Regions from separate parts of the Mus musculus genome. Here region 1 is linked to region 2. Evidence: chromatin loops called from intact Hi-C (ENCODE). Cell type or tissue: left cerebral cortex. All regions are shown on one strand. Each heading gives the region's core, and the rest is flanking DNA. Links, peaks and the distances in the headings are about the cores only.

Evidence for each region. A loop is a pair of places that touch in the nucleus more often than their neighbours do. Peaks named below come from ENCODE experiments on the same cell type or tissue, not always from the same donor. Only the 100,000 strongest peaks of a DNase experiment are listed, where the experiment ranks them.
Region 1: a loop joins it to region 2, with 5 times the contacts of the local background. A loop is called at or near these places in 23 of 42 quality-filtered maps.

Annotation. Positions count from the first base shown.
Region 1 is chr16:58,720,477-58,736,700 of GRCm38, reverse strand. Cldnd1 (claudin domain containing 1) reads right to left here and starts at 8,791. Exons shown (of 6, transcript NM_171826.3): 1 at 8,617-8,791; 2 at 7,478-7,528; 3 at 6,954-7,263; 4 at 5,289-5,399; 5 at 3,983-4,120; 6 at 2,454-3,862. The coding sequence starts at 7,245. The coding sequence ends at 3,642. In left cerebral cortex, for the core only: no CTCF peak of the experiment used is centred there; DNase peaks (open chromatin) are centred at 8,230 and 8,796; H3K4me3 peaks cover 1,927 bases; H3K27ac peaks cover 1,221 bases.
Region 2 is chr16:58,657,709-58,673,932 of GRCm38, reverse strand. It overlaps Cpox (coproporphyrinogen oxidase), which reads right to left and starts at 3,725. Exons shown (of 7, transcript NM_007757.2): 1 at 2,983-3,725; 2 at 1,262-1,405; 3 at 487-597. The coding sequence starts at 3,505. It overlaps Gm41464 (a long non-coding RNA gene), which reads left to right and starts at 10,481. Exons shown (of 3, transcript XR_876123.3): 1 at 10,481-12,266; 2 at 13,028-13,272; 3 at 15,884-16,224. In left cerebral cortex, for the core only: a CTCF peak has its summit at 3,493 (motif pointing right); DNase peaks (open chromatin) are centred at 3,151 and 3,566; H3K4me3 peaks cover 2,410 bases; H3K27ac peaks cover 1,527 bases.

The sequences.
Region 1 (16,224 bases), core at 7,314-9,813, 57 kb before region 2:
CCAGTTTGTACCTTCAAGGGCTACTTAGCTAGAAAGTTCCAAAACTTGAAAATTTAAAGAAGTTTGCATTTGAATTGAAAGTTTACAGGAAGATTAAGCATTGAAATGCCTTCACATTATCTTTTAGTCAATTAGTGTTTTAATTGTGTGTGTGTGTGTGTGTGTGTGTGTGTGTGTGTGTGTGTGTGTGTGTGTGTGTGTTTGTAAAATGTTGAGTGTTCTGTGGTGACACCCGAGTGGAACTAGGGGACAACATTTGGGAGTGAGCTATTTTGTTCCATCGTGGATGTCAGGACTTGAACTCAGATCCTGAGACTTGTGCTTGCAGTGAAAAGTTTTTATATCTGCTGAGTGTTCCGGCTAGCCCCAGATACAAATGTTAACATTTATATCATGTGAATAGTAAGTACTCAAGGTTACCTGAACAAACAAATTATAGAATTATTCTTTCTTTTAATTATACCAAGTTTTGGTATTCTCGTGGTTATCCTTAAATTTAACACAAAAGGAAGTACAAAAAATATTTACCCATACCATTTAATTATTGGAGTTGTATAGTTTTAAAATGCATTTCCTGAGTGCCATAAGGCATGTTCTAGAACACAGGAGATTAATATTACCTGGAAGGTTCCTCTGAAAAGACTGCTTAGGGGCTGGCAAGATGGCTCAGCGGGTAAGAGCACTGACTGCTCTTCCGAAGGTCCTAAGTTCAAATCCCAGCAACCACGTGGTAGCTCACAACCACCTGTAATGAGATCTGACGACCTTTTCTGGTGTGTTTGAAGACAGCTACAGTATACTTATTTATAATAAATAAATCTTTGGGCCAGAATGAGCAGGGCCAACCAGAATGAGCAGAAATCCTAAATTAAATTCCCAACAACCACATGAAGACTCACAACAATCTTTGCTTGGAAAGATTGCTAGGATTTGGCTTAGATCAATCAAAATCATTATCAGCTATTCCATATGGTTTAACTGGGAAAGAAAAACTGTTATCTTATTACCGAGAGGGCTTTATTACATTGGCAAAAAGTTACTGTAGAAGAGGATGCCCTCAACTACACAATGTATATTCAACATACAGATTGAATGTACAGGCTTTCCACATTCTAAGACACTGCTGTCCAATTCTGACTTCATCTCCACAGTTCACGTTAAAGTCACGTTGAGGTTAACAGGCCAATCCTTTCTAAGTTGCACTCCAGGTATCTTTGTTCACTTAACTTTTATCATGTCCACCTCCTACAGAAGTTGTTGAAGGGAAAGAGTCAAGAATAATTTAAGAACAATGACAGAAAGATTGGAATCCCAGCTACCCAGGTGGCTGAGGTGAGAAAGACTGCAAGTTCAAAGCCAGATTGAACAACTTAATGATGATCTTATGGTACTGAATACCTGTTTATGGTCTAGCAGGTGTGAGGCTGAGGCAGCAGATCAGTTCAAAGTTGGGCCTGGCTAGTTAGTGGATTCGAGGCTATTGTCCTACATAAGACTCTTACACCAAAAACACTAAAGTAAGCAAACAGGGCTATGGATGTAGCTCAGAGCTAGCTCATCTAGTATATACACTGCCTTTTGGTTAATGTACAGTACCAGAAGTAAAAGTAAAAAACAGAAAAGTGTGTAGAGCCGGGCGTGGTGGCGCACGCCTTTAATCCCAGCACTTGGGAGGCAGAGGCAGGCTGATTTCTGAGTTTGAGGCCTGCCTGGTCTACAATGCGAGTTCCAGGACAGCCAGGGCTATACAGAGAAACCCTGTCTCGGAAAACCAAAAAAAAAAAAAAAAAAAAAAAAAGTGTGTAGAAACTCCAGTAACCAGCACCATCAGAAGCAACTTGCCAAGGTGATCTGAACACTGGTAGTTCAGTGGCTAACTTCTCTCCTCCCAGAACACAAATATCCAGTCATTTCATGACGTCTTAGGAAAATCTAGCCACATTAAGAATAACACACAGAGATCAGACCTAGTTCAGAAGCATGTTTCATTGAAGACACTTTGTTTTCCAATGAGACAGGCTTTCCTTTTTCTGCAGTAGACTATGGTAATTCGAATGAGCCCTGTGGGCTAATGTATCTGACCATATGGTCCCCAGTGCTGTTTGGGGAGGTAATGGGACCGGTAGGAGGTAGTGCCTGCTGGAGGAAGTGCTATCACTGGGGGTGGGCTGTGAGTTTAAAGCCTTGTCTAACTTTCAGTTTGTTCTCCCTCTGTGTTACCTGTTTGCAGGTGAAGTTGTGATTTCTCAGCCTCCTGCTCCAGTAACCTCCTGCCATTATGGACTCTGCCTCAAAACTGCAAGCTGAAATAAACGCTCTTACCTAAAACGCTTTGATCATGGTGTTTTATCACTGCAACAAAAAGAAATATACAGAGGAATAACTCATCTCCCACAGAGATCCACATAGACCTCCATCATTTAGCCCCTCATGTTGTGATCTCAAACAATTTAGACACTCTACATGATTCTCTTTTTTATTTATTTTTTTAAAAAAGACAGATTTAGGATTTGGTAAGAAATTACTGAGTTACACTTTTTTGAATCTGTGAAATGCTACAATAATGGAGTAAATAAATAAGATTTTTAAGTTCAATGTTTACAGAAGACATATTATAAAAAAATGACTGAATTAGAAGACATTAAGTAATGTTGATACACACCAGGAAGGGATTTGGGCAAGGAAAGGCACATCATTTCACCACAAGAAATAAAGACCCATAAATGGAGGTTAGTAGGTGGCAGCTACAGCTTTAGATCTTGTGGTGGTAGTACCCCCAGTTCTGGGGGGTCGATATTGGTAGGACCTCCCATATAGTACTCAGCTAGAACAAAGAAGTTGAGGAATTGGCTGTGACTCTTCTCTCACTCTGTTAAAAAGAAAGTACTCTTTAATAAGCCTGGTGTGGGGGGGAGGGGGGAGGGGAGCAGCAAAAATCCACAATGGTTTGGTGGCACTGAAAATCCTGATGAGTTTCAGTTTAAAAAAAAAACAAACAGGTATAGTGTAGTACAATTAGTCAACTTTCCTCACTGAAGTGAAATTAAAAGCACAATTTCAAGTAAACATCATTTTTCACTTTTTTTTTTCTTGTAGACAATCACAGTATAAACAGCTGCCATATTTCACCTCAAATAAAGTAATGTACCAAAGTTTAGGGACACATGTTAGCTCATTTCCCAATTTTATGTGCACACATCTTGAGGAACGCTGGTTCTGCTAGCAACAACAGGAAAGTAAAGATGAAGTCTGACAGTGATAACAGATATCATACAGAAATTCATTTCTAGTTTCATAGTTACTGCACTACTGGACTGAGCAGACGTTAGCAGACCCTGTTTTGGGTCAATTTGCCACTGCTAATATTCTTTTACAAACTTGGGTCACATCTCTACAGTTCTTTCTGTCTGAACTCTGAACCTAGATCAGTGTGGTAAAAAAAGACTAAGTCACTCAGTGAAAACCACACACATTTTAAATGGTATTTAGTGGCACTGTATATAAATAAAAGGGGCTTTTAGAATACAATGGCATATCCACAAAAATAAAAATTAAAGACGACTGAGAGGAAGACAAGGGAAAACCTCAATAGTTAAAAAAAATGTATGAAAAATATTAATCATTAAGCAGGCAGCCTCCCTTCATGCCACACGATAAGCCTTCATTAAGGTGTACTCTTTCCGGTTGGTGTGGGCAGCCCAGATGAAGAGAGCGGCCGCCATGAACTGTAAGGGAGCCGAGACGCAGGCCAGGCAGAAGGACCATCCAAATTCTCCAGATACATCCTTGGGCAGCTCTACTTTCTGATGTAAGAGTTCAATGCCGGCAACATAGCAACTCACGGAGCCCAGTGTGCACAGACCTTAGGAGGAAATTAGACATGTAAAGGTGACTGTGAAAGAGCACAGGGCAAAGCTTCTCAAGCAATGTGACAGGACAGACAGGACAATGACACTCGAACGTTCAGAGGTTCAAGACTAACCTGCAAGGAGATGGAGAATGCCAGTGGCGAGGGTGGGATACAGGCTGCGGCAGATACAGGCACAGAGGCCAATCAACGCCCCAAAGCACATCAAGCCCAAGCTGACGAAGGGTAAAAGGAACTGGCAGCGCCACAGGTCTGGGTTAAAAGAGGAAACACGGATTTCACACCACTTCTCTACAGCGGCAGGTTCCACGTGTTCTAAAGGATCGGCACAGCTCTTCTCAAAAAGTGAGAGACGGGTATTTTCATATCAAACCCTTTAACTCCAAAAGGATTCCAACTTTCTCCTGACACAAAGGGCCACTAGCACTTAAGTTACTGAAGGGTTAGAATGAGCCCTATACTCATGCTTGAATTACACCTTACATTATTGGTGCTACTACTGTTTAGTCTTTGTCACTGAAGAAACTGAGGCAGGGGTGTTAGTAACTTGTACAAATAAAGGGAAGTGAAGAATCACAGTTTGAAGTGAAACACAGCTTCCTTCTATGGACAGACAGAATGAAAGTCTTTGCCTGGTCAAAGGCAGATGCTAGCCGTAACGAATGCCCATGACAATGAGGACATGGTGAACCTGGAGTGTATCAGTCACTTAGTGGCAGCTGTAAATCTCATTTCGTACTCGTTCTGTTTTCTAGAATGTCATGCAAGTCTCTGTTTCTGAATATCACACCGTCCCTTAAACTCCTGCAGCTGACAGACTTCCTCCTCTCGCTCGCATTGCAGAGGTAAATAACTGCAGTGATTCCTTTGACAGCACCGTCTGAGTAAACACAAACATAGCCCTACCGTCTGCAGCTCTGAAGCTCGGATCTGGAGGCAGCAGTTCATGGCAGCCTACCCATCAAGGATTAGAATACTCGTGACACTGTTTCCTCTGACATCTCCTCTGGTTACTGCGGCTCCCTGGCACTGGAAGGGCACTGAGCACAGGCCTGACACCTGCTGAGCCACTGAGGGCTTGCAGCAGCTTCTTCAGGTATGCTCATGGGAGCTCAGGCAATGGCAGTGGGCACTTCAAGTAGAAATTTTATTTGGTAAACCTACTAAACTCCCCCTAGTAACATCCTTTGGTGATCTAAGTCCCACCCTCCACTGAATTCGGTCCCTCAACTACAAATTATTTGAAGTTTGTGAAGTATGTTTCTGTCTTCCGAATCATAGTAGCCATGGAGCAGAGCTCCCTGGAACGTTTCTGAGGAAGGCAGCTCACGGTGACACTGTGTGCCAGCACATCATTCCCACGGCACACCTCAACCCAGCACATATTCTCCAAGTGTCCTGCTGAGAGCCGAGTACTCACAGGTGCGAAGCAGGTCGATGCCGCTATTGTGGTTGCCGGGGTCCACATACTTCTCCATGAACTGCTCGTTTAGTGTGAAACTCATGCATTTGGTAACCACATCAAATGACTCTGGAACAAGAACAATGACTGCTTGTTATTTTCCTGGAAAAGATGCCATAATAATCTTTCAGTGGTTATCTTTGGAAGTAAAAGGTGATGCAGGAAGACATTCCCCCAAGCATGCATAATCTATGGCTCCCAGTGACATACAGATGACTCTGCTGCCATCAATGAGTTTCAGGGACAGTCTCAAGATTTAGACACAAGGATGAGAGAAAGGAAACATAAAGGAACAAAGGAGAACGTATGTTAGGAAACCAGGAAATACGGACAGGGACACAATCTGAGGAATTCTGATTTTCTCACCGAAACATTCCATATCAACCACCGTCCTCAAAAGTTGACATAGTCAACCTTCCTAGGTTTCTGGACAAAAAGCTTCAATCATTCTTACCCATATACATTCTAACAGAAAATCCTAACAGCTACTCCTTCAAAGTAGACTCAAGATCTAGCTACTACCCAGGGTTACTATGCTGCTCTGATTCTAGTGATCTCACATCTGAATTACAACCAGCTCCTAAGCAATCCCAAGCTGATAGCCTTGCACTATGCCCATGGGTTTAGATATGAGCCAGTGACAAGGTCAGCTCTCCTCTTCGGATGTGTCCCGCTCACACCTGCCAGGATGTCTCTGCTTATGAACCGGAGGTTTTACAATACACTGCAGCTGTGTTCCCTTTCTTTGAATGTAAACCTACTTTTCAGATCTGGTATTCCTTTTAATAGATGGAAACTTAAGCGTGTTCTGCTATGATTTGAATACAGTGCTTACTCAGTGAAAGGCCAAAAGAAGTAAATATAAACAAAAATAAACTGTAAACTTTCTAATTTAATACTTGAAAAATTAAAGTCTTTGTGTTGATAGAATTTTTGAAGAATAATTCTGAGAGACAACTTAGATTCTTCTGTAATTTTGTTTAGGTTATTAACTCGTTATAGTTGTACAAGTCTCAAATATGTACAGATTTAAAGGCAGAGTTGGTCAAATTACATTCTCTAAAATACAAGGCAAATGATGGAAACCTACTATAAAATAGGTAATCATTTTTGGTTTTGTTTGCTTTATGAGAGAGTCAGAGCTTCTCTGCATAGCCCTGACTGTCCTGGATCTTGCTCGGTAGACCAGGCTGGCCTCAATTCAGAGAGATTCACCTGTCTCTGCCCTCGGAGTGCTGGGATTAAAGGCTTGTGCCACTGCCGCCTGGCTAACATAGCTAACTGTAAGAGGGCAATCAACTCACAGTTTGACTTGATTCTGCAACTCACATTCTGACTTGATTTTGAATACCACAAACTGTCAAATATTTCAACTGTTCAAGCGAATTCCTCGTGACATGTGGCATGAATAAAAAACAATTTAATTGGCAAATAAGTATGAGGATTCAAGTGTTGATCACAATATGAGGTGCCGTGGTATCATCGGGGACAATGGGATTGCACGGAAGTTGAGGCAAGACAATGATAGGAATAAAACAGATGCAGAAGACTTTCTTAGGGGAAGGAAGCACAGACAAGCTTGCACGTCACTGGGCCATCATTATTAGGACGTAAAGGACGTACCTGTCCTTTCCGGTGGCGCATACCAGTGAGTGTTTTTGGGTATGGTGATGCACCGTCTCCACAGCCCCAAGCTGCCGTTGTATCGGAACAGAACATCGTTGTAAGTCTTCTCATCCGCCTCGTCACCGAGGAAATCTTCCCAGGCGATTTTATTCGAGTCACTTGAATTCTCTTGAATGGGACTTCGATACTCATACCAGAAGTCCGTGCCTATGGAGGCCGCCATGTAGATGGTGGAAATCAGACTAAGCACACAAGCAATCACAAACGCAGTAGCAAAACGGTTATCCATTCTGGCATTCAGACTGCTCTGTTTTAAGTTAAAGAAAGAAAAGTCAGACCTCAAGAGCAAATCAGAATATGCTAAAAAGAAAAAAAAAGCCCCTTTACCCTACTCCCCATCCCTTCTTTCCATAACGCAATGCATTTATCGATGTAAAAAATTTACAAACAAAAGGGCAACAAATGTTAAGTTTAAAACAAAAGGCATTCTCATGAAAAGTACTTATTGAATGCTCACATACCCAAGATGCTACGGAGACAGAAGTCTTGTTCTCTAGTCTATCACCTGCATACTAAAACAGACAACACTGAAAAGGACATACACATTACAGGTACAAACAACAGACATGCCCATGGTCAGCAGTGCAGCGTGCACACCTTAAATGCAGAGTGGATTTTTACACAAGCTATAAACATGCTATGTGTTTTCAGGCTTGTGTGAGAAAAAAGACAGCAGAATAGGAAACGAAGACCCCCCAGCTTTTTTAGTGGGGAGGCTTACAATTATAAATAAGGGCAGAAGTGAGGTGTAAGTTGGAAATCAGAGTTGAAGGTGTTAACCCGAGGGGAAAGTTTAAATGTATGTCATAGCAAAGAGAGCAAAAACACCATGTTAGTTATCAATCTCCTTCAATTCAATTAAAGCTAAGCCAAGCCTCTTGACACAACCGGATTCTTCACTCCTTACTCTCCCCGCCCCCCATTCCATTACACACTTCTCAACCTCCCAAACTGTAATACTGCTCCGTATATCCTAAAATATAGCACAGATCCATAAAAACTAAATAATCCCTACTCGCAAACAGAAAAGTGACTTAGGCAAAATCTGAACACTCCCTAGGCGTGGACAGGGCTCCACGGCGGTAGTAAATGGCCGCGGTAAAATGACTCAAGGCAAGATCACGCTGAGTCAAACCCTGCCAAATGTATGCACACCGTGACAGCACCAAACCCCTCGTCTCAAGCACCCGTGAAAACAGGCTTACAAACTGGGGAGCGGAGTTTGGAAAATGGGGAGTGACTGGGGAAAAGACCGGGGCGACTACAGTCATCAATAGCCCAGCAAGTGCGATTTGTATTCTGATTCTCAAAATTCTCGTCCATCCTGGTGCTCTCGGATGACCTTAAAGGCCGGGTTCTGGAAGCTGCGCCTAGCGCAGTCACCCTGGGCCGCACAGCAGGGCCTGGCATGGGCGGGCGGAGACCGGCAGGGCTGGGCGAGCGCCCTGGGTACCCGAACCCAGCCAGCCCCGGCCCCTTGGCCCGGAGCCCCGCCCCTCCCCGCCCCGCCTGCCGCTCCAGCCCCCGGGCCTGGCCGCGCCAGCAAGGAGCCCTTTCCCCAGGTCGCGAGCCGAGCCGGCCCGCGACCCCGCGAACTCACCGCCCATCCTCTCACTCCACCGGCTTCGCCCTCCAGCTCCGACCACAGCACCCTACTCTCCCCGCGCCTCCTCTGACGTACTTCCCTGCAGAGCCCGCCCCCTCCATAACTCCCGCGCCTCCGCCTCCACCTCCACCCCAGGCCGGGCCAAAGCGGCCCTGGGCCGAGGGGCCTTGTGGGACTTGTAGGAATACTGGAGGAGAAGGGGCTAGAGCCAGAGGAGAGCATGCCTGACGACGCGCGAGGAATTGTGGGGAATGTAGTTCTCTCCGAAGAAAGAACTCTGAAGATCAGTGAGGAAAGCTGAAGTCTTAACTGCGGGATTGTTACACCTCAAAAAAGGAGGGACCAAGCTCCAGAAAGTGATGGGGGAGGATCTTTGGTCAACCATAGTCAAAGGCTTTGATTTAGCCGAGATCTAACGTCGAGTCTTCTGTTTTCCCTACGATAACACCCTACCTCTAAAAATCAGTACTACGGAGTTGATGAACTTTAATGGAACTCTACTCTTCAAATATCAACCCCCCTCCCATTTCCTACATCGTCCCTCCCATTTGAACAACGTGTTCTTCTGTTTTGTTTAAATGTAACTAAGGATCTAACTAAACTAGCATTATAACCTGATATAATTACGTTATTCTTGTTTGAAGAAATCTGTTATTTGCTCTCTACTGTAATCAAGTTCCCTGTTTGTTTCAGTTGTAAAAAACAAAACAAAAAAACAAAACAAAAAAAAAAACCCAACTTGTAAATCCGAAGGATACTAGATTTCAAAAATGTTACTTTAAAGTGTGAATGTAATATGAAATGGAATTTAGAGATCATTTTCAACAGAAAAAGTTGTGGGTAGCCTCGGAGACAGATGGCTGTGTGACATGGAAGCAATGGAATGATTCTAAGCCCTCAAATACTTCACAGGAATTTCTAAACAGGTAGAGAAGATTTTTTTTTTTTTTTTTAAGTTAGAAATCGTTTGCCTTTAGCTTGTGGTTCCGGTTCACCATCACAGGCTGTGTCTGGAAAAGGACTTCTGGCAGAGCCCAGTATCCACAAGGCATGACTAGATTTTCACGGATAGCATCAAATGAAAACGTAATTTGCCTCAGGTGTCATCTTGAAAGCTCGATGAGTGTGTAGAGTCGAATAGTGAATCCACAGTAAGACTTGTGAATGCACTTATGCAGCAGATGTCTTCATCCACCGGCCTTCATGAGACGTCTACTTCCTGAAGTAACTTGTGCAACCAATTCTGGTAAAGAGACATTTTTTAAGAAGAAAAGAAACAGCCTAAGTTTGTAGACAGAGAAACTGAAGCCCATGAAGATGAACTAACTTGGCAAACATCAACACTGAGGTTAGTAAACCAATCTTAAGACACTGGACAATTTACTTCATAATCTTTAAGATAAGATTGCCTTTGGTTTTCAATATATGGACTTTTGAAAATAGAATCTATAGATAAGAAAATGTAAAAAATGTCAGGCAGAGGACCTGAGGATTGTTAAGGAATCATTAAAGCATTATTTACAATTGAATGTCCAGTGTTTGAATAAGATCAGTAGAAGTAGCTTTTTACAACTCCCGATTGTCCCAGATGAAGAGGAGAAGCCTGTCATAAATAGTGGTAAGTGTTCTTGCACACCTCAGCTGGCTTCCGGACCTGTCTGCTAACTACCCAGCTGCTAGACTTGCCAGGAGGGCATTTCAATGTGTTTGTTTAGTCGTGTGCTCTGGAAGTTCTAAGTCCTGGGCTCACAGTACACTTAGTCGTCATGACACAGGAGGTACGAGGTTCTGGAGTCACTCTACAAAGGACAATGATGCCTTCACCTTCCAACAGCACAGAACACCCAGAAAACGCTCAGAACCCTGTTCACTCACAAGCTTAGGGTCAACATGGAAGTGTGTCCTTGGGGTTTTGGCCACCCTGAAAGCCACAGAACAGAAGACCTCAACTTCCTTCTCAAACACAGTCCCACAGACCACACATTCACATTTCTGAGTTATCTCTGTATCTTTGGTGTTTTCCAATTTTTATTTATGCTATGTTCTGTGGGTAGCAATCATCTGTAATCAATTTTTAGAGTTAAATGTTTACTCCTACTTTTTGCTGGGCTGCTAGTCTCATATGTATTATTAATGAACCAAGTAACTTAGCAACTATCACAGATTATGGGATATAGGCTTCAAACAGTGTTGAACTAGGCTTCTGGCTAAATTTTCTAAAGCTGATGTTTCTAGTGTTCAGAAGGAAAGTGTTGTAGTTATGGTGCACTATAAATGAGCCCAGTAACAGAAAAATCTATATGGTTAGATAATGCTCTTTCCACAATAATTACCTTCCCTCTCAGGTTCCCTAATATTCTTAAATACAATTCTTATTTAAAATGTTCACTGTTAACTTGTGTTAATCAAAATATAGCAACCTTGCATATTCATCTTAAATATTTGTTCTATTTTTCTTATAAACTTTGGTGATCAGAAAGGAAAATAGAAATAGTTTCTGAGTTCTAGCCAAAGGCTAAAATTGTGATCAAAATTGCTTTGTATCTGTCTACTATAGAACAATGGCTAACCTTGATTCAGAAAAAAAAAAGCAAATAAAAAATTGCATCTTAAAAAAATTTACAAATTGCATCTTAAAATAACTGTGGGGCATTCACCAGAAAAGACTGCTCAGACATGGGTTTAAACCAATAAAAAGACTTTATTAGCAGGCTGCTGACTACCCTGGGTGTTCAGGATACCAGTGTATATCTGAGCCTTTCTCAGGGTAAGCTTTTCAGCACAAAAACCATATTCTAGATTGGCATACTTCAGTTAACAAAAATAAGTAGCCAGAAGAAGAACTACATAAGCTAAGAAGAAAGCAAGGTAGAGACTTTCCCAGAACTATAGACTTTGATGGGCTACGTGTTTGTTTCCAGGTGATACTGTGTACATGCCGAGTTCTATGGTCTGCGTGGCCTTAATGGAGTCACCTGTGCTTAGGTCAGGGGCTAAGTTCTGGGCTAGTTTGTCCCTGTTATTTATAAAATCCTATTAAGTGTCTCAAAGTGAAATAAATTATAGTTGTTTGATTCCTATTGCTTGTGAATGATAATATAATAAATAACCATTTGGAGATGAGAAATTTGAGTTAAAATTGTACTTTATTTTAAAAGACTATGGGTCTTTCTGGGTCCGAGTGACCTCATTAGTTAAATAGCTATTAAACCACTACTCAAGTCCTAAATTGTATGACTCATAATTCAATTGAAAAGATATAACCGTAACTTCAAATTACAGTTATCATAGATTTGGCAGCAGCAGAGATTGAGGTATATACATAGTTGACATGTATTCAAGTTTATAGGTTTGTGAATTTCTTCTGACATAACAAGATATATTAAGTTAAAACATTGGTATAAAACAAAAAAGTATGCTATGTTAACTAGAGACATCTTTCTGTGTTAGTTTATGTTGTGATGAAATTGGTAGGGCTATTGTAGAACAGAAACTGTCCAAAAGGATTGTGAAAAGTTCTTGTTGGTTAGAAATGGCTCCAAATCCAAGCATGATTCAATCTAGACTTATAAGCGTTTATTGGCTACCTACTGCAGCCAGACCCTGTTGAATTGCTAGGGACACCAACATAAATAACTTTGTTATGCATATCATAAATGACTATCAGATCTATTTTTTTTTATTTGTGTGAGTGTGTATATGTATGTGGGCATGCAGATGCTATAATCACACTTATGGAGGGTAGAGACAATCTCTGATAGTGGGATGTCTTCTTCCATGATGTGGATCCAGAGGATCAAAATCAGGCTTGGCAGCAGGCATTTTTTTATCCAGTGAGCCATCTGCCATCCCCAGATCTACTATTATAAAGAGGCCTAAAGCATGTTCTTCTAGAATAATAGCGTAATTTATCCATGAGTAAATATGATTTAGCAAGAAAAATAATAAGCTAAATGTGGGTTCCCTAATAAGAGCAAATGTATCCCTCCTAGTTTGGCATGCTATTTTAATAAATTCTAAATTCTCCAAGTAACTATGGGAATAAAAAAAAAAAAAACTCTTAGAGTATGAACTGTTTCCTTAAAGGTAACTATTTAAATGATTGCATATTTTATTATATCCATATAGGAAGTGAAGAAGAGAGTATTTTTAACATAAATAATCGCATGTCTGTAAGCACAAAGAGAAATAGTTTGCTTCATGCTATTTTCCATTTATCCTGGGACCTGTTAGCAGAACACACATCAGTTATATTCAAGATGGCTTTGTACCTTACTTTTGTGTGTAATCTGATGACATATCAATTGTGTCAGCTTTGGAAGGGGGCAGAGTTGATGAGTGGAAAGAAGCCAGTAATTTAATCCCAATGCCAAAAGTTAGAAACAAATTGGATTGGCTCTTTTCTTACAAAATGCTTAACACTTCAGAGTTGGTGGCTACAGACTGCAGTTATAGCCATATAATGGGGTAGTAGACTTAACTGAGAAAATGTCTCAATGGAGTAAATCTACCGTCTTCTTGTTCAACATCTTATACATTCCTGAATGTATTTTAGGAATTAAAGTAGAAAACAGTTTGGTTTTTATTTTTTTTTTTTTAACATCCCGAAAATGTGAACTCTAGGCTAAAAGCATTCTGCAGATTTCAGCTTTTGACATACCTTTAAACCTCCCAAAAGTAGCCAACATAATTACAAAGCACAGTATATCATGGTGGTCATTTTATGCAAATAAGCATAGTATTCTAAACTTTTGTGTGTTAAATATAGCACTCCAGGCTACTCAGTCCATAAATTCTAGGGTTGAAGAATCTATAATTAGTAGATAGCATATGTAACTCTAATGTGAGCAGTGGGCCTTGGCATACACAAGTTCAACACTGTAGCTTTGAAAGTTTAAAAGGACTATTTTCAGAATAGTCTGTTTTCAACTTAAGAACTACAGGAGGCAGAGGAACAGAGGGGCAGAGGGGCAAAGGAAGGCAGATTACTGTGACTTTGAGACCAGCTTGGTGTGTATAGTAAGACCCTCTCTCAAAGGGAATAACAAATAAAAAAATAAAAATCCAATAGAATCATTTCTGGCAAGGATTGTAAAGAAAACTTCAGTATTTTGCTGTTTTGTTTTGTTTTGTTTTGTTTTGTTGGATTTTTGGTTGTTTGTTTTAGATAAATCAGTCCCCAAAGGGTACATTGATTCAGTTATCAGTCCTTACATCCTTCTTTTTCTTTTTGAGGGAACCTTGTCTCCATTGTTTTTTCCCATGTTAATGGACTCGCTGATGTTTTTGAGTTTTGAACTATGTTCCACTGTTGTTGTTTTTTTCAATCATTAGTATCTACATGTTGTATTTCAAAGGATGTTCAAAGTGCTATAAACATGACCCTTGCACTCAGGTTTCTTGGAACTTCCCTATTTTATAGCCAGCCTTTACTGTGGGTTTTCTTTTATGCCAACATTGTATTCTGAGTTACTAAAATCCCTAAATCATCATTATCTTAAGACACCCCATAGGTTTCCTAATGTAGGTGTAGAGATACTATCAGACCACCATGGATATTCTCATCATGAAGAAGGCTCAGACTCATATTCTCACCACACGTCATACCTCAGGTTGCCACATAGGCTAAAGTGAGTCGCCTTATCTGTAACTGCTTCAAGAGTTTGCTGTGAATGTCAGATTCATTAGATAAGGTTTACACCACCAAGTCAGCAACTTCAGAAGCTTGAAAACAAAAATTTAGGCCTACAGAGATTAAATAATATTGTAAATATTTATTAATTTTCTTTTCTTGTTGTTCTTCTTCCTCTCCTTCCTCCTCCTCCTCCTCCTCCTCCTCCTCCTCCTCCTCCTTCTTTTAAGACTGGGTCTTTCTGTATAGTCCATCATGTCCTGGAACTCACTGTGTAGACCATCCTGACCTTGAATTCACAAAACTCAACCCATCTCTACAGCCTGAGTACTGAGATTAAAGGTGTATGCTTCCATGCCTGGCTAGCAATTCTATTTTCTTTTCTTTTTTAAAAGATTTATTTATTTATTTTATGTATATGGTGCATTGTAACTGTCTTCAGACACACCAGAAGAAGGCATCAGATCCTATTACAGTTGGTTGTGAGCCACCATGTGGTTGCTGGGAATTGAGCTCAGGACCTCTGGAAGAGCAGCCAGTGCTGAGCCATGTCTCCATCCCCTAGCAATTGTATTTTCATCTACAGGTATGCAGTCTAGTAAACTCAGGTTATCATGCTTGGTAGCAGAAGCCTCCAAGCAGCTGAGCCATCTCACTGGTGACAAGAAATGTTCTCGACACATATCTAAGAACTAAAAACTCTTAGCACTCAAGGGGACTGCATGAATCTCTCTGGGAAGGGGAAATAGAATAATAGATCTTGTGGGTGGACTGGAGGTGGGTGGGAATGGGAACAGGAGGGATCAGGTGGAGGAAGAATAGAGGAAGAGAGTACTCCTGGGTGAGATGACTGGAATTGAGGGTGGGGCATTTCAGGGCAAGGTAGAAACCTAGCACTATGGTAACTTCCAGGAATCTATGAGGGTGACCTTAGCTAAGACTCCTAGTAATGAGGGAAGTAGAGCCTGAATCAACCATCTTCTGTAACCAAGCAAGGTTTCCAGTAGAGGAATTGAGACACTAACCCAGCCACAAAACTTTCAACCTACAATTTGTCCTGCCTGTGGCGAGATGTGCTGGGGTAAAGGTGGTACAGAATTTAGGGGGGGGGGTTGGAGAAGGGCAACCAATGACTGGTTTGACTTGAGACCCATGCCATGAGAGGGAGCCCACACCTCCACTCCCTGGAGGACCATGACCCAGAGGCTGGATAGCCCAAAGGCCTAGAATAGAACCAAAAAGCGGAGGTTGGGGGAGATGACTCTTAATACTCTTAATACTTGTAGACCAGAGCCTATCATAACTGTCATCAGAAAGCCTTCATCCAGTCACTATTGGAAGCAAGTGCAGAGACCTACAGCCAAACATTAGGCAGAGCTCAGGGAATCCTGCAGAAGAGAGGAAGGAGGAATTGTAGGAGCCAGAGGGGTCAAAAACACCAAATTATTCAACTAAGCAGGGCTCTTAGGGACAGAGACTAACCCAACAATCAGGGAGCCTATATAAGTCTGACTTATTCCTCTGCCTGTATGTTAGGGTTGTGTACCTTGGTCTTCTTGTGGGATTCCTACCAGTGCGATCTGGGACTGTTTCTGAATCTTTTGCCTGCCTTTGGGAGTCTTTTCCTCCTAGTGGGTTGCCATGTTCAGCCTTAATATGAGGGGAAGTGCCTAGTCTTACTGCAACTTGATAAACATGTTTGGTTAATATCCTTGGAAGGCCTGCCCTTTTTTGAAGGAAAAAGGAGGAGTGGATCAGGGAGCAAGAGAAGGAGGGGAGGGAGGGAAGGAGGAGGGGAGGGAGGGAAGGAGGGAGGGAGGGAGGGAGGGAGGGGTGAGGGAGGGACTAGAAAAAGAGGATGGAAGAGACACATGGCATCAGGATGTAATATATGAGAGAAAAATAAATTTTAAAAACTCCTTAGCCCAAATAAGCCTTTGTGTTATCAAATGCACAGTAACTTCTGACTG
Region 2 (16,224 bases), core at 1,960-4,459:
AAACAGGTTACTAATTAGCTATAGTGCCTGGCTCTAGATATCCTCCTGTCTGTTATCCCTAGCTCCTGGCTTTTTAAATGATTGTGGAGTGGGAACTCAGGTCCTCATGCACTGTATATAGGAGAACACACACACATACATACACACACACACACACACACACACACACACACACAATTTGTATACACGCCCCAGTGGCAAGTCCTCAATTTCAGAAATAAGAACTTTATATTTGCAGAAACTTTGTGTGTGTGTGTGGGGGGGGGGGTGAAGTTTGTGTTCACAAAACTCATTCTGTGAGGAGGAAACATTGGATGAGAGATGGAGTCCCATTCTGATGTTTCGGGTCCTATACATCCCGCCAAGGCTAAGCCTCTGGGATAACCCTGGAAAATCCTAAATGTTTGTACTTTCTCTCTTTTTGATAAAGTACCTTTTGATTTTTTTTTTTAAATACAGTCTTGGAAGAGCCCTTACGAAGCTTACCGTCAGCTTCCTCTACTTCAAAGTATCTGTAGTTGAAATGCATGGTGGGCGCATAAGGATTCTTGGGGTGAATCACAGAACTTACACCCATAGCAGTAAATGGCAATTTACCTGGAAAGTAAAACAACACAGTTAGATGCATCTGGCCGCCTGGCTTGACACAATTTACTCCCTCCTGATCTCTGAACCCACTATCAAAGGCTGCTTTGTAACTTGTCTCTGAGTCACAATTTTCACAATTCACGCATGCGGACACGCTTACTGGGTGTCTTAGTCAGGGTTTCTATCAACATGACCAAGAAGCAAGTTGGGGAGGAAAGGGTTTATTCCGCTTACACTTTCCACTTTGCTGTTGATCACCAAAGGAAGTCAGGACTAGAACTCAAGCAGGTCAGGAAGCAGGAGCTGATGCAGAGGCCACGGAGGGATGTTACTTACTGGCTTGCTTCCCCTGGCTTGCTTAGCTTGCTTTCTTATAGAACCCAAGACTACCAGCCTAGAGATGATCCCACCCACAAGGGGCCTTTCCCCCTTGATCACTAATTGAGAAAATGCCTTACAGCTGGATCTCATGGAGGCACTTCCCCAACTGAAGCTCCTTTCTCTGGGATAACTCCAGCCTGTGTCAAGTTGACACACAAAACCAGCCAGTACACTGGGCATACACATCCAAGGGTAGTTCCAGAAAATAAATAAATAAATAAATAAATAAATAGCGCTATTTTTAAGTAAAACTGGTGGGAAAAGAGTTGGCAGGGAGAGTTATCGGACTTACTATCTTTCGTCTTCAGAGTTTTGCCTCTGCCTCTCATTTGGTTCGCTGCTTCCTCAGAAAGATTCCCATGAACGACGGAAATGCTCACCCCGGCCTTTTCAAACACACGCCCGTCCTGAAGCACACAGGTGATGCCACCTCCTCCTGTCCATAGAAACAGAAAGCCAGAGGATAGAGCACCGTCATATGGGAGACAACTCTCCCATGAACGTGGCGACATGAGATGCCTGCTTCCTCCCCTACTTCCTGAACCATCTACGACAGCATATATATTTTCTATGTGTGATAAGTTGGCCTAGCTTTGTGTCTTAAGCTCCTTATTCTAGGAAAACATTGCATCCAGATACAAACCACTGAAATGGCTGCTTCTTCTGTGTTCTCGTGCCATGGCCTAACAACTCCAAGGAACTTTCTCCAGATATCACCAGAAAGAATCCGTTTGTTATTCACAAGACAGAAAGCTAATGTTACAGGCAGGAATGGGTTTACCGAATGGTGTTTTACTTTCACTGAATACAAGAACTCCGTATTCCTTCACATTTTTCGACTCTCAATTTTACCCTATTACCTTTAATTTTTATATGCAATTCAAAAACATAGCTATTCAAACTCTTAAGGGGTTCAGAGTTTAAAATTAAGTAAAATTTTATGTGTGTGTGTATATATGTGTGTTTAATAGGTTTTTTTTTTTTCTTTAAGGCAACAGGTCACCGTAGAGTCATTGTTCTCAAAGACTAATGTCTGAGTTGTTTTATTTCTAAGAAGCAGGGCACCATATTCAAGATCACACCACCGGAGTGATTTAAGTGCTGACCATGTTTCTGACATTCTGAGTTCTCGGCATATATTCATTAACTATGAAACAGAGGTGGAAAACAGTAACTTCCAAAGGTTACACAAAGCTGGCTATCTAGTGTTTGAGATTGTGTCTGGGTCGGTCAGTGACTTTTACCCTAAAACATTACAAGATGAAAAACCATGAAAATCAGACTGACTCCCATTTAATATAGACGTGGTAGCATCATAACTCACAATGGATTGATGATATACTGTTGTATTTCCAGCTTGGAAAAAGTCAGAAATCCTCAAGTTTAAAATTAAGGCGGGAGGGGAGAACAGGGAAGGACTACTCTGTTTGGAACAACATGGCCACCAATACATGACTCAACATGAATGGCATTCTAAGGAATCCTTCAAGAAATTTGATGATGCAATTTAGTAAGAACTACTGGAAGACTAATCAAATATTCCTTATATAACCCGCCAAAAAACAGTAGGGAGACTCTTGACATAGGGAATCTAGCAGACATAAAGGATCAGTGTTTCTTCTGCCTCTAATAGGGCAGGGACAAATGCACCCAGATGGATAAATAAAAAATGTGTGTGTTGGGGGGGGGGGGGGGGGGAGACGTGTTCAGTAACAAACTGAACATGAAAGCTTCACTTTGCTGCCTGCAGATGTTCTTTAACAAACCTATAGAAAAAAAAGTGCAACTATGAATTGCCAATATTTTCAAGTGACTTGTCCTACATTGTTGGCACCTCTGGGTCCACATCTGCAAGTAGAAAGCGAATGGCTCTCTCAATGTCAGTCATTCAAGTCTGTCCCTTCTGACAGATCACCCCCCACCCCCACCCCCCTGTAAAAACTGTTCTACTTTAAATCCCCAATCCTAAACTGCAACTGGTGCCCAACCAAGAAACAGGAGCTCTCTCCTCACCTTCTTTCCTCTCCCACCGGTCCACAGTGAAGTCGGCAACGCCATCTACCTGCGCCAGTGCCCGACACACCTGAGCCTGGGTCTCCATAATCATCAGCTCCATCTTGGTCTTCATGTCCTCCGGCCTCCTCCGCAGCTCCCGCAGCTCGGTCACCGGCGAGGACATGAAGGTGCTGCAGCGGCGGGCCAGCTCGTCCCCGTCCTCCTCCCGCCGTCCAGGTGAGGGGCTCCGCGCCCCCGAGCTCTTGGGCACCATCTCCGCCCGCTGCACGTGCCCAAAGGCGGCGGCTGCCAGCCCTGCCAACCCCGCCAGCGTCGCGGCCAGCCGGGTCCCCAGCCCGGACCCGCCTCTAGCCCAGGGGCCGTAGCCCAGCCCGCGGCGAGGCTGGGGACCAGCCGTGCCAGGCAGCTGGCAGACGCGGGCGGACGCGCAGCGCGGGGACGCGGCGCGCAGCTGAGCATAGTCGCCCAGCACCGCTCGCCACCAGGGGTCCGAACCCAGGCGGCCCAGCCGCAAGGCCATCTCCCGCCGGGACTGGGCAAATCCGATCCTGCAGACCCACCGGAGCTCCCAGGGTCCTGAGACCCAGACTCCCCAGCACTGCTACGTGGAGTTCGGAAGAGCTGCTGCGAGTGTAGGTCGCAGGCTGCTGGCGGGAGCCGAGGAGGCTGCTGGGAACTGTAGTCCCGTCCTATCGCCTCCTGCACTCGCCTGACCGCTCCCGGAAAGAGCAGATAAGACTGCACCCTGCGCACAGAGGTGGGTCCTGCTGCTCGCACGCGGGCCTCCTGTGCTGCCAGAGGACTGTGGAGGTGCTTGGACTGATAAGATAGGCGCTTTAGTCACGTACACCTTGGATTGCCCTGCTCGCTCACCCACAGTGAGCAAAAGTGGGGTTAGAAGGCTGACGACAAACGGGCAGAAATAACAACTCGGAGACACACCCCTTGTCTTCGTCCTGGCTGTGGGTCTGGAGGATGCACCCTTGTCCCTGTGCTTGGCTTACCCAAAGAGTTCAGGGTAGTGGGCTCCTGAGTAGATCCAGAGAAAATATTCGCACTCCGGTTTACTATCCTGGATCTCTGTTCTTCCCCATAGCCCTACCCGTTGAAAATATGAGGACAGAAGCTCACACATTTAATAGTTTTGTTCCAAGCATATATCATTGCCAGCATTATTTTATAGTATCAGAAGGGCTCATTTGCCCTTTAACTATCCTTGATGATTCTAATTTCTACTAACAAATAATAATCGAGGCCACTGGTTATTCTTTCACAAGCTTCCATTCTGGCTGTAGCAGGAATTGGAGCTCAGTGGGTATGGTTCTGACCGATATGTTCACTCCCCTGCTTCTTACACAAATGCAACCACAAACTACCTGGAGCAGCATGCGTGCTCAGGCCTGGCAGATGTGGCAGGCAAATGAATTCACGAGAAGTGACAAAGCTTGCAGAGGAGAGAAACCCTTAACTTTTAGCTGTAGTGTGCCCTGGCTGGAGGCCGACTTGGAAGAGAAGGAAAGATAAGAATTATCTTTTGGAAGGTTGCCTGGGTCTGGCTGGGCCTCCTGGTGATAAATGAAGCTCTTTAACGAAAAGGAATCTCTCTAATTTTCTGTAAGAAACTTCTCCTTTATGATCCTGCTCTGCTAATGTGAAGCTAGCCAAGAATAAGCCAAATGGGAAATTCAGGAGACTTGCCCAGACAAATAACTAATTGTGTACTTACCCTGAACAAATTGTGTACTAGCTTCCAGCCTGTTTGGATGTCTCTCTCTCCTGTTCTCTGATTCCACCTTAATCTTAATGTACAGTGCTTACTGGAATCCTTAAAAACAAACAAACAAACAAACGGATTTGTATGAGAAAAAAATAAAAGCCACCATCTTCCTAGAAGGGCATAGTGGCACACATATTTAATCCCAGCACTCAGAATGCAGAGTCAGGTAGACCTATATGAATTTGAGGCCACCCTTGTCTACTTAAAGACTTTCAGGATGGCCAGGGCGACATAGTAAGACCCTGTCTCAAAAGAAACAAAACCAGTCACACACACACACACACACACACACACACACACACACACACACACCTCTTCCTGGTAAATTACTCCCAAGTCCTATTTGTAGTATATGAAGATGTTCCCTCTATAAGCAATTTGATGCATCCAAAAGCTGCCTTGGACAAATAAGAAGTCAGTAAGTTGTAAACAGAAGCTATGCAGTAGGGGTGCTCGTCTGCGTGTAAAATTGGCTCTCTATTGTGTACTATGATTTCATTCTCTGTGTAACCCCACAAGCCAGGACATTCTGATGAGCTGTATGCTATCTCACTAGGTACAAACATACAACTCATCTTCAAACTCCACATGCTTCTCCGAATCCTTGCTAATTTGATCCTTCCCCTGTTAAAAATAATGAATTTTATGCCCTGATATCAGTGTATTCATTTTCCCTTTTAAGAGAGAGTTTGATGAACCCACTTTATTTCTCTGGTATTTCTCTTTATTTCTATGCATGCACGCATGTGTAACAATTAGTAACAAGGTATTGCTAAACTTGACCTTGTTAGAACTCTAATGCCGTTGAAAGAGAAATTAAATTAACAGAAAGTGAAGGTTTTGAGATTTTAATATTTTGCCCTAGATTTACATTTTAAATTTGTCATCTTCTTACAGATTAAAAAAATCTTAAGGGATCATATTTGACTTAAATCAATATACAGTTAGGCATAGTACATACCTGTTCTCCCAGCACAAGTGAAGCTGACACAGGAGGACTACTCAAACTGTAAGTTTGAGACTAGTCTGGGCTATTACAACCCTATACATTAAATATACAATTAATTTAGTATGGTTGATTTAACTTGCTCTTTCTTTAAAGTAACTTTAATTGGCTGTTCAGAGAGATATGTGAAGAAACCCCTCAAATATTCCAAGAAAAATTTATGTATGAGACAGATTCACAGCGCCTGTCCCTTCTAACTTATCTTTTGTCCTTAGCTTCTCTCTAATTCTTTTTCGACAGTAATCTGGATGCAGTTTGATCACAGTGACTCTGTGGCCGAGACTGTGGAAGTTTCATAGAATGCCTTGGACAGCAGGTAGTTGAGCAGAGCCTGTGTTCTGAGGGCATCTTTGAGCACATACACTAGGCCACGGTGCTTACTGCTTTTAAATATCATGTGATTAAAGCGCAAATAATTTAAGGAATGAATTTGTTCCTTAAGTCTTATAGATATAGACTCTGTCCATTTTGGTTCCGTTGCCCACCTTGGGAACCAGATAATGTAAGGATTTGTAACTTCCAAATGTAATTAGTGTTTGGGACTTGGGAAGGGGATGGTGAAACTGTACCATGTTGTCTCTAGAAGACAAAAATGAGAAGACAATAGCACAGACTCACATTAAAAGGGTGGATAAAACTCAGGCCTAGCAACCCGAGTTTGATCCCTGAAACCGATATGGTAAAAATTGAACCAACTTCTGTAAGCTGTTACCTGACACACGGGAGTTAAAAAAAAAAAAAAAAAGGAACTGGGGAGCACACAGAACAGTTGTTTATGGATGGGGACGGAGGAGAGAGCAGGAGACAAGTATTTAATTCATTTGGCTAATAATATAGATATTTCTTTCTAGTTAGCCAAAGTTCTGAAGGTGTTACATTTTCAGGGGTTTAGGGCTTTGTGGCCACATGACCCCATTGATAGTAAAGGCTCTTCTCCAACCATTCTTCTGCCAAGGGTCAGTGGGCAGGTTGAGTCACTTGGGAAGAACTTGGGAACAAGGTAGTGGCATGTGAGCATATGTGTTTGTTTAAAATTTTTATTTATTTTATTTATATGATGGTGTACTGGCTGGTTTTGTGTGTCAACTTGACACAGCTGGAGTTATCACAGAGAAAAGAGCTTCAGTTGAGGAAATGCCTCCATGAGATCCAGCTTTAAGGCATTTTTCTCAATTAGTGATCAAGTTAGTATCAAGGGGGGAGGGCCCATTGTGAGTTGGGCCATCCCTGGGCTGGTAGTCCTAGGTTCTATAATAAAGCAAGCTGAGCCAGCCAGGGGAAGCAAGACTGTAACATCCCTCTATGGCCTCTGCATCAGCTCCTGCTTCCTGACCTGCTTGAGTTCTCGTCCTGATTTCCTTTGGTGATGAACAGCAATGTGGAAGTATAAGCGGAATAAACCCTTTCCTCACCAACTTGCTTCTTGGTCATAATGTTTGTGCAGGAATAGAAACCCTGACCAAGATATATGAGTACACGAACCAGAAGAGGGCATCTAATCCCATCACAGAGGGTTGTGAGCCACCATGTGGTTGCTGGGAATTGAACTCAGGACCTCTGGAAGAGCAGTCGGTGCTCTTAATCACTGAGCCATCTCTCCAGCCCATAAAACCAGTCAGGAGTAATGACTCTTGGGTACCTGTAGAGGAGCCCTCCTCAGACAACAATGAGAAATTCAACGTTGCTTCATTTCCTTCATGTCTTTATGGCACTCACAACAAAAGGTCCTGACTCAAGAAAAGCAAATCTGCTCCCAAGGCTACCCCTAAACATTCATCTCATCGGCAGGGATGGATCACTCTTGGAGAGCACGCATTCAAGAAGTTCTGTGTTTAGCCATACTGACATCGTTTTTAACTTGGATGTCAAGGATCGGTTCTCTTTGTTTTCAGCATCTATCCAGAGTCATCTTTCTATCGAATTCTTGGAACCTGCTTCTTAGAAGTAAAGAGAGTTAGGTGAAAGCAGAGAGGCGAAAACCACACTTGAAAGGCTTTTTGCTGCAGATGGGTTGCTGTATAAATGGGGGTGTGGACGTTCAGGGGTCTAAGGATGAACAAGCAGGCTCACACAGAAGCCTGCATAGAGCAAAGTGTTCAACAAGAGCAATGGATCATATCAAGGACAGAGGAAAGCAGCTGGAGGGCCTCAGGTGTAGGGTCACTGAAGCAGTGGAGGAGGCCTCATAGAACAGAGTGAATCAGTGCATTATTTACGTATCTCTGTCTGATCAACAGAGAATACAAGTGCCAAATCAAGGGAAGTATTGGATCTAGGAGGTCTCCAAGTATTGGATCTAGGAAGTCTCCAACTGCCTTTGAGACAAGAGCTTCAGAAACAGAGAAGCTTCTAACTTTCCCAGTACAGAATCAGAAGCTCAGGTCTTCAAATGAACTCTCCCTTCTGCAAACCTCACTTGGCGTGGTGCTGCTGAACTATACAAGTCACCCCTAAGCAGAAACCAGTGTGCTGTTCTTAATAATAAATGGAAAGTGTTATGTCCTTCTGGGGTCATTAATACTTTTGCCAACACATCACATGCAAGTGATAATAAATTACAAAGAGAGATGTGAGTTGTTAATTACTTATGTTGAAAAGTAGAATGTTTTAGTTCTTTGTACTTTCTGAGCATAACTTGAGCCAAGCTTGCCCTCTTCTTACTGTGTAAGATCCTAGAGCAGGAATCCTTCCTGAGCCTTCCTGAGTTGTCACACTAGTCTGGATCACTTCACTTTCTCTGGGCCATCTTTATTCAACACAACCAGGTTCTTAGTGTATGTTAAGTTTGACTTCTTTGACTGCTTCTTTAAACAAGTGTATCCAGGGCTGGAGAGATGGCTCAGTGGTTAAGAGCACTGACTGTTCTTCCAAAGGCACTGAGTTCAAATCCCAGCAACTACATGGTGGCTCACAATCATCTGTAATGAGATCTGACACCCTCTTCTGGTGTGTCTGAAGACAGCTACATTGTACTTAGATATAATAACAAACCTTTAAAAAAACAAAAACAAACCAAGTGTATCACATTTTAGTGTGGTTGTGTGTGTGTGTGTTTGTGTGTGTGTGTTTTTCATGTTTACCACAGCACCCTATGGAGGTCAGATGACAATTTGCTCCTCCTACCATGTGGTAACCAGGGACTGAAATCAGGTCATCAGGTTGGGGGCAAACACTTTTACCTGTCACAGGATTTCCCCTGTCCAATTACACTAGGGCAGCAGGAGGCCTGTGACTGGACAGGGAAAAGGGAGGCAGAGCTAAGAGTTGCAGAGACAGAGAGCATCTCAGGGGAAGAAGAAGGAAGGCCAGCATGGAGGTGGATGTGAACCAGCATGGCTTTAACCAGCCATAAGTAGTTATTTTATTATAAGGATAGAATAATTCAGATAAAGCTTTTATCATTATCAGCTGGTTCTGAAATTACTGTATTGGCATCTTGAAAAATTGGGAATCTGTTGATACATAAATCTGATTGGTTAATTATAAGCTTCAAGAGTCTTGTTTCTACTAGGTAGATCAGTGTTGTTGTGGCTGACCATGGGGTGAATGCAAGAGGAACTTGGAAGCTCCAGCCCTGCCAGAGAGTTGGTGGGTAGAGACAGAATTAGCAGGGGCCCAGAGTTGCCAGCACCTGTTCAGGAACATGCCGGTTCTTTTTTAATATTCCCCACAACATTTACCTGCTAAGGAATCTCACTGACCCTTTCTAGAAGTTCTTAGGGATGTTAATATGATGTATCAGATATACTGAGACACATTTCCTATATATTTTGTCAAATATTTTCTGTATGTTCATATAAGCGTAGTTGCACATGAAACAAATGTGTATTGGTGGGCATTCCACCTTCCCAGATGTGTATAAATCTAAGCCAATACTTGAAAACTCAAACAGAATAATGGATGAGCTCTCTAAACAATAAGAGTCTTTGCACCTTTACTCCCAGCACTCAGAGGCAGAGGCAGGAGGGTCTCTGCCGGTTCAAGGCCAGCCTAGTCTACAAAGCAAGTCCAGGATACCCAGGGCTACTTTGAACCTGTTCTACTTTCAAATGTGTAGTCTGAGAAAATTGATAGAGCAGCATTCTGCACCCCCAGATCACTGCCTGTTGACAGTTGCATCAGAGAGAACAAATAGCATTGCTGTTTGATCCTCTGTCCTTGGGGACTTTGGACTATGGGCACTTGGCTCCAGTCTGGCACATTTTACATGTCACCTCCTGTTTGGAAATAACGATCTAATATGGAAACAGGGAGATCTACACACATGTCACTGAACAGTTTAATAAATTCTCATCCTTCCACCTTCCATAGAAAAAGGACAAGAGGAGAAGATAAGAAGCACAGATCTGAAATTATTCCTGTTGTCAAATATACTGAGCAGATCCTACTTAAGATGACCGGTGGAGGAAACCCCTGTAGCTGTGGTCAGACTGCCTCTGCCCATAGTGTTTCCCTCATGCGAGTTGGGATATAGACTTCTAGTAATAAAATTAAATTTTGAGCTGAAGAGATGGTTCAGTGGGTAAAAGCGCTTGCCCCAAAACCTAATTTTGATTAGGGTCCCGGGGACCCACTAGGTAGAAGAAGAGAACTGACTGGCATAAGGTTGCTTCTGACCTCCACAAGTGCTCTGATGCATACAAGCACATGTGCATATATACATTAATTAATTAAATGCAATTTAATTTTTAAATGAAATTTAATTTCCAAGACTACATGAGGGTTGATGACAGTCATCTGGCACTATTCATAGACTATCGACAAATTTGAATTGAAGGTAATTTAAAGGGTCAGTCATTGTAATGAACATAATTTATCTTACGACAGCTGTAGAACACATGTATCGAAGTTTGGCTCATGCATGAGAGGATATGAAAGGAGGAAAGAGAAGAGGGAGGTTATGTAAATATTGTATTATGATCTCACATAGTGTAACAGTAGAGTATATCCACTAGATGGTGATCATGTACTAGCAATACTCAAATATTTATCGATATATGTAAATATTTCTTCTGGTTGCCAATGGGCCTGTGAATTTGCAATTTGGTGAAGGTTACATACTAGCATGGTTAAGAGGATGGCCTATGGAGTCTAAATGGCAGGCTTTGAAACTTAGGTTTTCCAATCGAGAACTAGGGCAGTATTTATTTGAATTTCCTGACCCTAGGCTTCCTGATCCATCAGGAAGGTTAGAAATAGAACCTATCTTTTAGAGCTGTTGTCACAAACTCCTTAAAATTCAGGTTAAGTTAAAACACAAACATGGGATAATTATAAATACATTATCACGAGTACTGTTGTAACAAAGGTGTTCACAGATTTTCTCTGTGAACTATAGAATACATGGTTATTTTAAAAAATAATGATGATGATGATTCTCCCTCTGGTAGTACAGCCTATCAAATCCTAAGTTCTGATCCTCAGCCTCAATGATTATGGAATGATGGCCACCAAAATTACAAGGTAATGAATGGGTGAGGTGAGGCTGGTTTTACACTTTGTTTCAGACTTTATACTTTACTGAGAAGTAGGTGGAATCTGTTACAAAGGGCACTAAGGCAGAGGTCAGATAGCAAAACCAGATTTGTACTTGACAGGATCACATCAATAAGAGGAGGAGGCTGTGGAAATGAAAGGTGGGTCTGGAGTCAAGTAAACAGGAATTCAGGTCAATAAAAGATTGCCTCATTTCTAATCTAAGGATGAATCTTTGGAAATGCTAGAATTATGCAGATCTATGACTCTAATGATAACTTGAACCTCACAAATGTTTTCTTCTTATGGGATAAAAAATCTTGGGAGTATAACAGGTTTAGTCTAAAACTTTGCACATAGCTTCCCTGACACAGTTCACATTGCAAAATAATCCTGCAGGCTCTTCCCTAAGTTTTGAGCATTCAGCCCCACAAAGAGGTGTCTGTGAACTTTGCAACCACAAGGAAAAGCTGGGCTGCTTTTCACAGAACACACCAAGAAGGACCAGCACTCCTCAGAGAGCCAGGCTGAGCTTACCTAATATGATGGATTTCCCAGAACTGTGGGCGCTTTGAAGTGTCTGACCCGAGAGATACTGAAATATATTTCGGTTTCCTTTTATCATCCTGAGCCAGAATGGGTGAGGCTGCCTGGGGTGGGGGTGGGGGTGTGGATCTAGCGAAGAAGAGAATAATCATTGTGGTTGGCTTTAACAGTGTCCTTTTCACACTTATGTCTTGAATGCTTCCTCCCAACTGATGAGGATACTCTCAGAGCCTGTGGAATCTTTGAGAGGTGGAGCCTAGCTGGAAGAAACGTATGGCCATCAATAGCCTTTGAAAGCAATAGTCAACCCTTGTTTCTCCCATGTTGTCTGTTTCCTGACCCATTGTGCTGTGAACAGCACTGCCTCATGTGCCCTGGCCTCCATGAACTGAGCTGCCCCAGACTTCCCTGCCATGATGAACTGAAACTCCGGAAAACAACAAACCCAACTAAATCTGCCCTCCTGGAAGCTGCCAGGTATTGTGGTCCCAATGCTGTGCAATTAACTATTACAGATGACTGGTACCATAGAAGTAGAGTCACTGTTATGACTAATCTTGATCATGTGGCTAAGTCTTTGAAACTGGTGTTTCGGATGAATTTGGGAAAACGTGGAGATGTGGGCTTGAGAAACCATAGAATGACTTAAGTGGAATTTGGTAGCCATTCCAGTTGGCATTCAGAAAACCAAAATGCTGAAAGAAAACAAAGATAGTCAAGGTTATGTTCATACATTTTCAGACCACATAAGATCTCTGTTGGGATGAATGGAGCTAGAAACTAGCAAGTTGTGTTACTGTCTGGCAATGAATGGGTCAGTGCTTTGCTGATGTCCTGGCAGTCTGAGTGAAGCTCAATTCAGAAGTAATGGACCCATTAACTTGGAAGAGGACATCTCGCTTAGGATGTGAACATAACATAACACTTAGGATGTGAAGTGATTATTGATAATTATACAAGTCTCAAATACAGCAAGTTCCAAAGAGTGGCCATGTGGGCTACAAGCAGGAAAGCCACAGAGATGGGTCTGCCAAACCCATCAGTGCTCATATCATGATACCATAGGCCCCAGCGCTGAACATGGAATTATAGAAAATAAAAGCTACTCTGATGGGTTTTGGTTGGTGTTGTTCCCATCCCTCATTTCTATGTTCCTCTTTCTCCCGCCTGAATGGGAATATTTCCTCAGTGCTGCTGTAGTTTACAAGTTTTTCTTTTCCTGTCTGTATTGTATACAGAATCACAACTAACAGACGGCCTCGAGTCTCAGTAGAGACACTGGACTTTGAACAATGGAGGAACAGTTACGATCATGTGGACTTGAAACTGGTCTGAGTGAACTTTGCGTTTGGAGGCCAGAGATGGGATGGTATACTTTACATCTGAAGACTCCTCCTCGGGCTTCTGTTTTAAATGGTCCCTTGCTGACAGTGCCATTTTCTTTCAGAGAGTGTGAAACTTCTATGAATTCTGGCTTAAAAAGGTAAGCATGTCGTTGGGGACCAGTCTTTGAAGATGATACCTGGACCCTGCTTCCTGTCATTCTGTGTTTTCTGACCCACTGTAATAGCAACAGCTATAATCCTACATTCCCAATCCCCAAAATCGAGTCGCTCCACAGTGCCTTCGGAGCCATCTAGGAGACAGCATTAACAGTTTTCCTCTTAGGAGGTTTATGCATGGGATTGTGGTAAGAGTATCAGAAGTAACTAAAGTCTGGGATCTTCTTGGTTCTACCTAGAACTCACTAATATTTGGTATGAGGGAAAAGCAGGTACATTTTCTCTCTGACATCTTCTCTCTTGTACCTGAGTAATAAGTAGAAATGGCTCCACGAGGAAGGATTTCACTCCTCCTTGGCATTCTTTCCTCTGGCCTTCATTTATCATCCGTGCACCTAGTCTCTAAGCTGAACATGTGTAAAATATAAACAGGCAAACTGTTCTCCCCCAGTTAAAGTTTTCAAAATTACATCTACATAGGATTTTATCTTAGACCGCTTATTTTTTTTTTAAGATGAAAGGAATTCAGGGATGCTAGAGGGGTGAGTTGGGGGTGGATGAGTGGTTTGGAGAGCCTCCTCTTAGAGGCAAAGGGGAGGGAAGATGGGGTGGGAGACTCGTGGAGGGGAGACTGGAAAGGGGGGATAACATTTGAAATGTAAATAAATAAAATAATGAATAGAAATATTTCTTCTAAATAAAAAAAATGAAAGGAATCCAAATCATAAAATTATTTTCTTGCTATCTCAAATCTGTAATTTTGCTACTGTTATGAATCGTAATGTAACTATCGGATATGCAACCCCTGTGGGGTCATGACCCACAGGTTGAGAAGCACGGATCTAAATCATTTCAAGTCGACAAGTATGATTAACCATCACAATTCTGCTCCTTGTTAACTTAATACGCAAGCACAATATTTTAAAACTGAAATGTCCCCCTCCCCAGCGCCTACCCGCTCATGGTCTCCTCATAAGAGATTGCAAATGTCTCAAGTCATTAACAGCCACAATGTTCTTTAAAAGTCCAACATCTCATCATGAACCCCAGCCCAACTCATCTCCATCCCTTCATATCTGCCCTCCATCCTGGCCATCTTCCCTACCAAGACAAAACAAAACAAAACATAAAATAAATAAAAAACAAAAATTCACAAAGAATCAATACAAATTTTTTTTAAACCAGCAAATTATGAACTTTTAGTGAATGCAATGCAGTTTAGCAGACTGGATAGAACTCATTTGTGATGAATAATGAGCTCTTTAGTTTCATCTTTCATGGATAGATTTTGTTACATACATACATACATACATACATACATACATACATACATACATAATAAATCCAAAGTCTCTTCTGAGACTCCAGCCACTCACTCTCCTCACTGTGAGCCTCTGTGAAAGAAAATGTTTCAAAGGTCTTAACAATTGGAACAGTGTTAGAATATAACATTTTTACCATGGCACTGAATAAATAGTACCACCCCAAAATGTAGGAATGGGGACATAGCAAGGAAAGGTTGGATCAAAACAAGACCCAAAACCACATAGAGAAAACACCAAGTCGTATAATTGCCACATCTGGCATCTCTGGACTCCACAGGGCTTAAGCCCTCCATGCTTCTATCTGTGTTTCAGTACACACAGCCTCACTCCCGAGCCGACTACACGTTGTTCCTGGATTGTCTTGTCAGAAGTCAGGTGTTTCATCTTGAACGTCCTGTGGTATCTACTGCACCTTAAGCTTTACCTTCATAGTTTCATGCAATGGCCTCTGGGGACCTCCTTGCAGACACGCCAGCCCTGCCACACCTTGCCTATCTACAGAATCCTTCTGGAACCTTGACACAGCTTGGATCTTTCATACCTGCAAAGCCATACTACCAGGCAACACCGCCAAGTTCTCTACCAGCTCAAGGGGTTCAGTGGCCATTACATGCCTAAAAAAAAATATTCCTCATGTAGTTCAATTTGGTCCATCTCATTTCAAATGAAATTTCATATTTTACAACCCTGGAACTTTGATGGGCAGGCTTAGCTTCATAGCATCTTAGTATTGTCCCAGGAGAGAGGAGTAGGAATAGCATCTTCGATGATGCTAATAGCATTAACAATGACAGATGAGAGCTGTTTTCATATTAACCCTGCTTTAAACTCAGTCTTTCTGTACCCAGCTGCACAGTATTCTGCTGTTTGTTGTTCTGTCTCATCTGTGTACCTGGGTGAGAACAGTGGGAGGTAATGGTGACACAGACTGAATGCCACCCTGTTTTGACACTTCTTCCATCTCACAAATTACCCCATTGCTTCTAAACTTCGCCTCACTTAAGTTGTGAAGACCCAGGCAGGATGCAGCTGGATTCTTTACCAGACCATAAAGCAAATAGCCACCAGTCCTGTTCTCCATAGCATCCTTGTCTCAACCTAAAATCACATGTCAGGCCTCCAATGCCTGCATCTCTCTCCATCTTCCAAAACCGCACAGAATGGACCATTAAGTTGCACTTACTACATTCTAGCACTCTTTCAATTCTTCCCCAACCATCCCACACTGAGTACCGGTTTTCTGTCTCAGTTTCTTTTCTCTTAACAGTGACAAAATGCCTGACAAAACAGCTTAAAGAAGAGTCTTGCTCCACCAAGCAACCAATGGAAAGAGATGCGGAGACCCACCACCAAATGTTAGGTGGAGCTCAGGGAGTTTACGGAAGAGTTGGGGGAAGTATTGAGGGACCCAAGGAGGACAGTGACTCCACAGGAAGACCAACAGAGTCCACTAACCTGGACCCTTAGAGGTTCCCAGAGACTGAATCATCAACCAGAGAGAGAGTACAGGCTGGACCTAGTCCTTCTACACATATGTAGCAGATGAGCAGCTTGGTCTTCATGTGGGTCCCTAAATAACTGGAGCCACGGCTGTCCCTAAGCCTGCTG